Linked DNA regions of Homo sapiens: region 2 is linked to region 1. A link is an interaction called in ENCODE POLR2A ChIA-PET data of the cell type or tissue named here. Cell type or tissue: Caco-2. All regions are shown on one strand. Region 1 has its middle 10 kb from the start of MYCBPAP. Region 2 overlaps EME1 (essential meiotic structure-specific endonuclease 1).

Evidence for each region. ChIA-PET counts read pairs that join two places held together with the same protein. Peaks named below come from ENCODE experiments on the same cell type or tissue, not always from the same donor. Only the 100,000 strongest peaks of a DNase experiment are listed, where the experiment ranks them.
Region 2: POLR2A ChIA-PET joins it to region 1 with 7 read pairs; 8 of 35 experiments call an interaction of 5 or more read pairs at or near these places.

Annotation. Positions count from the first base shown.
Region 1 is chr17:50,497,140-50,499,639 of GRCh38, reverse strand. No RefSeq gene overlaps it. Among named protein-coding and RNA genes, the nearest start is that of MYCBPAP, 10 kb to the left of the region's middle. In Caco-2, no CTCF peak of the experiment used is centred here; a DNase peak (open chromatin) is centred at 1,429.
Region 2 is chr17:50,379,938-50,382,437 of GRCh38, reverse strand. EME1 (essential meiotic structure-specific endonuclease 1) reads right to left here. Exons shown (of 9, transcript NM_152463.4): 8 at 1,937-2,126; 9 at 955-1,675. The coding sequence ends at 1,499. It overlaps LRRC59 (leucine rich repeat containing 59), which reads left to right. Exons shown (of 7, transcript NM_018509.4): 7 at 1-1,200. Among named protein-coding and RNA genes, the nearest start is that of EME1, 8.0 kb to the right of the region's middle. In Caco-2, CTCF peaks have their summits at 1,088 and 1,304; no DNase peak of the experiment used is centred here.

The DNA.
Region 1 (2,500 bases):
TATGATTACATGTCTTTAATTCTCTTGGGCATATACCTAGGAGTGGAGTTGCTGGATCATATGGTGACACTAAGTTTAACTTTTTTAGGAACTGCAAGACTGTTTTCCACAGAAGCTGCACCATTTTGCATCCCCACCAGCAGTCTGATTTCTCCACATATTCACCAACACTTGTTATTATTATTATTTCTATTATAACCATCCTAGTGGGGGTTGGGGGGGTCATATCATAGTTTTGTTGTCCATTTTCTTAATGGCTAATGATGTTGAGCATCTTTTCATGTGCTTATTAGCCACTTGTGTATTTTATTTAGAGAAACATCTTTTCAAATCCTTTGCCTATTTTTATTTTATTTATTTTTTGAGAGAAAGTCTCACTCTGTTGCCCAGGCTGGAGTGCAGTGGTGTAATCTTGGCTCACTGCAACCTCCACCTCCCAGGTTCAAGCAATTCTTGTGCCTTAGCCTCTCGAGTAGCTGGGATTACAGGTGTGCACCACCACACCTGGCCCATTTTTGTCTTTGTAGTAGAGACAGGGTTTCACCATGTTGGCCAGGCTGGTCTCGAACTCCTGGCCTCAAGTGATCTGCCCACCTCGGCCTTCCAAAGTGTTAGGATTACAGGTGTGAGCCACTGCGTCTGATCTTTTGCCCATTTTTAAATTGGGTTGTCTTTTCATTGTTGAGCTGTAGGAGTTCTTTATAAATTGAGGATATTAAACTCTTATCAGATACATAATTTGTAAATATTTTCCCCCATTCTGTGGGTTTTCTTTTTACTTTCTTAATAGTGCCCTTTGATGTACAACATTTTTAAAGTTTTGATGAACTCCAATGTATCTATTTTTCTTTGGTGTTTTAGTTATGGGTGCTAACTTCCTGAACATTTACAACCATGTGAGGTAGAGAATATCATTAGCATTCCCATTTTACAGATGAGGAAACTGAGGCAGAGCAGGGCTAAGTGCCCCACCCAGGATTAAGCAGTGAATGGGCAGCAGAGCTGGAATCTGAACACAGTATGCACACTCCGGGGACCCAGGTGGGAGCCATTCAGGGCTCCTGTGCTCAAACTAGGGTGTGTGAGCAGGATCCTTAAATTGTCCTGTGACCTTTGAACTTCGCTCAAGCTGAGGATTGCCAGCCTGATGGTTTTTACAGCTCATCTTATTATTGTTAGTAGATTAATCTGAAGGGTCCATGCTTGGTGGGGACTGGGAGGAGGGGCACATTTCCTCAGCAACTTCCCCGAAGATCTAAAGCAGCCTCCCTAAGCCGAGGCCCTGCCTGCAGGGAGGGCTCCAAGAGAGGCCTAATCTAGAGTGAGGGCAGAGGAAAGGCAACCTCTGGGGTGTCCCGGGTGTCAGGGATCTGGGAGGCAGGTGGGGCAGTCCCTGCCCGGATTAGTCAGCCACTTGAGGAATGGAGCCGCTCCTGCCTGACCTGCTGAGAGAAGGCAGGGAGCACTGGTAGGAGGAGTCACATAGTGTGGGTGCCCACTGCCTGGAGGCTGCCAGTGGGCCTCATGGTGCACAGCCTCCCAGCCACCCAGGAGGTGACAAATTCTATGCTGAGCCAGAGGGAAAAATTTCCAGGAGTCAGGGCTGTCTACTGAAGTTTCAGCAGCACAGGGAAATGACAGGTCTCTCTCTGTCTTGTCAGGCACCAGGAATTCCTGTTCAAGACCTGTGTTCTCTAGAGCCAGCATGCCCAGGGCACCGTGGAGTTAAGAACATGCTACCCTAAAATCTGCTGCTCTGGCTTATTGACTATTTTGAGTTAAAGGCATTTGAAAAATAGCAGGTGCAAGAAGATCATGTGAACCTTCCTTCTGCTTTTTTATTTTTTTTCTTAAGACAGGGTCTCACTCTGTCACCCGGGCCAGAGTGCAGTGGCACGATCATAGCTCACTGCAATCTTGACCTTCCCAGGCTCAATCAATCCTCCCACTTCAGCCTCCTGAGTAGCTAGGACCACAGCTGCACCACCACACTCAGCTATTTTAAAAATTTTTTATAGTGATGAATGTCTCACCATGTTGCCCAGGCTGGTCTCGAACCTCTGACTCAAGCAATCCTCCTTCCTCAGCTTCCCGAAGTGCTGGGATTACAGGTGTAAGCCACCATGCCTGGCCCCTTCTGCTTCTTTTTTTTTTTTTTTTTTTTTTTTGAGACAGAGTCTCGCTCTGTTGTCCAGGCTGAAGTGCATTGGTATAATCTTGGGTCACTGCAAACTCCGCCTCCCCGGTTCAAGCGATTTTCCTGCCTCAGCCTCCTGAGTAGCTGGGACTACAGGCACATGACACCACGCCAGCTAATTTTTTGTATTTTTAGTAGAGACAGGGTTTCACTGTATTAGGATGGTCTTGATCTCCTGACCTTGTGATCCGCCTGCCTCAGCCTCCCAACCTTCTGCTTCTTAAAAGCAGTAGATGGCCAGGCGCGGTGGCTCATGCCTGTAATCCCAGCACCTTGGGAGGCCAAGGTGGGTGGATTACCTGA
Region 2 (2,500 bases), 120 kb after region 1:
CATGACCATCCAGTCCAATATAACACTTGCAGACAGAGAAACTGAGGTCTTCCATGACTTGCCTAGTCTCCCAGCTAGTTTGAGGCAAAACTGGATTCCCACTCTGGTATTCTTTCTTCCCTTTACATCATTTTCCCTCCTTTATAATGTCCTGAGAGACCAGAACTCACACCAGAATCGATTATTCCTCAGGTGAAGCATAGACTCTTTCATGGTAGACAGATTTCACGACTCAGAGATAGAAATCTCTTGCTATCATCAGGTCACGGGCAGCTCCTGTGGAGTCCTGCCCAACTTATGTGGCTTCCATAAAATGGCAACAGTCCAGGCTCCTTGCCTAATTTTAGAGCATTAACTCCCTAATTGCCAGTAAGCAAGGAGGTGGATCTCTGCAAACCTACACTGTCTATGACAGCTCTAGTTGTACTTGGTGTGACTAAATACCTCAAAGGCAACCTGCTTCTGCAGGTTTTGAAGTGTCAGCTTCATAAGACACTGAGGTTTAGAATTGTTTGATTCTAGACCATAACTGAAGGGCATAAATGGAAACAGGATATGAAGGGAAACAAGTAGCATCATGGAGCTGAAAAGTGGTGCATCACCCAATGGCTAGCACAAACAAGGATCACACTGTCCATTCTCTTGTCTGCTAAATTAAGCATTTTCTTGCCTCCTTTGCTTCATCTTTTCACAACAGCTGGATAGAGGGATCAGAAATGACTGTGTCATGGTGCTCATTCACTGCAAACTCCCAGTTGCAAGCTCCTTGGCTCCCCCGGAGGGAGCAAGAATCTCATAGTTCAGAGACACAGAGGGCCTTTTAGCCCTAATGACCTTTTGGATGGGACTGCAACTCATGACTATCCTGATATTGGAAGAAAGGACTTTGTTAATCTTCTCCCCCATAGCTCTGCTGCGTAGGTCTACATCTTACTCAGAATCACTACACATTCCTTTAGTCTTCCTCCAAGCTCCAGAGCCATTGGTACAAATGCTTTATTGAAACTAAATACATAATACACACAATGAGATGAAGACAATATAGAAGTCCGCATAGTCATCATAATCCCGTTCCTTGGCCGGTTGAGGCAGCTCAGTGGCTGAGCCCAGTCAAGCCAACCCGCAGCTTCACTCACGACTTCAAGATTTGATGCTAATTCTTTTGGATTTCTACAGTTATTAAATAAGTGTCTGAGTGGACTGTCTTTGTTCCTTTGTGTTTTGAGGGCTGGCTGGGTAGGAGTGGGGGTGGTTTGTCTGTGGCAGTGAATTTTTGCCAGGAGAGGAACATTAAATGCCAAAGGTAGGTGGCAGTATTTCAGTCTCTGCCCCAGCCGACAGGCAGAGAGACCTTCACAAATAATAAGACCCAAGAAAGACTGGGCCTCACCTAGGCTTGTGTTCCAGGAGGTGCTGCCAGTCTCTTCATTACAGTCAGGCTCTGAGGTTGGGGAAGTGGAAGTTTCCAGCTTTTCATCCTCATCCCTGAGGGCTAGAATCAGTCAGCACTATCTAAAGAGAGATGTGGCTGTAAAGTGGTCATCTGAAGGTAGATACGCCTGGATAGTTCTGGTCCAATGCGGCGAGAAGTGGATGTCACACCTTCCCCACGGCGCACCTGTATGTCTGCGAGCAAATTCTGGCGTTCTTTATCCGAAAAACACTGCTGATAAGCCTGGAAGTGGTAGATGACCTCTTAATATGGTACCATCCATGGTGATCCCTTCTCCATGAGCATGGAGGGTGCTACGCTTGGCTTGGGGCATGAGAACCTGTCCTCCCTCCCTGGGTCAGCATTAGCAACACTGATCTTAGTAGACCTGCACTGCTGACCTGTGAGGCCTTTGTGGGCCCTCAACAGTTGTCCATGGAAATCTGGGGGCCCACTGAGCCCGCAGGCAATGGGCAGTGACCCCTGAGCCCTGGAGCAGCATACCTGTACCAGGAGCTGTGGGGAGGGATAGGCATTCACAACTGCACTGGCCATTTCCAGGCTGACTCGGTTCAGCTGCTGAATCTGTCTCCTCCAGACTAGTGCGAGTCCCCTGCCAGCAAGGTCCACCTTCACCCCTCCAGCCCAGTCACTCTCCAGACAGAAGGAGAAGGTAGTTTCATCTCGGAGCTTCCTGCAACAGCGTGGTTGGAGAGCTGTAAGTTGCTCATTACTCTTCTACACCTGTTCCCCTCAAGTGGCAACTGAAAACCCCCCCACTGACCTTGGAAGAGGTGGGCGCCATGTTACATCTGGCCTTTTTGTGCCTTTGACAATTTGAGTGCTCACTTTGTTGCCAGGTATAGGGCCAGTTGCTGATTCATTTAAAAACTACATCTAGTCCATTATAGTAGAAGAAAAGATACCAGATTCTTTGGATATCTGGCAATCTGCAATCTATTTCTGGTTCTTCTAACTGCTAGGAGCTTAGACAAGTCAATCTCTTCAGGCCTCAGTCCCCTCAAGTATAAAATAAGGGACTTGGACTGGATTGTCTCTGAGGTCATT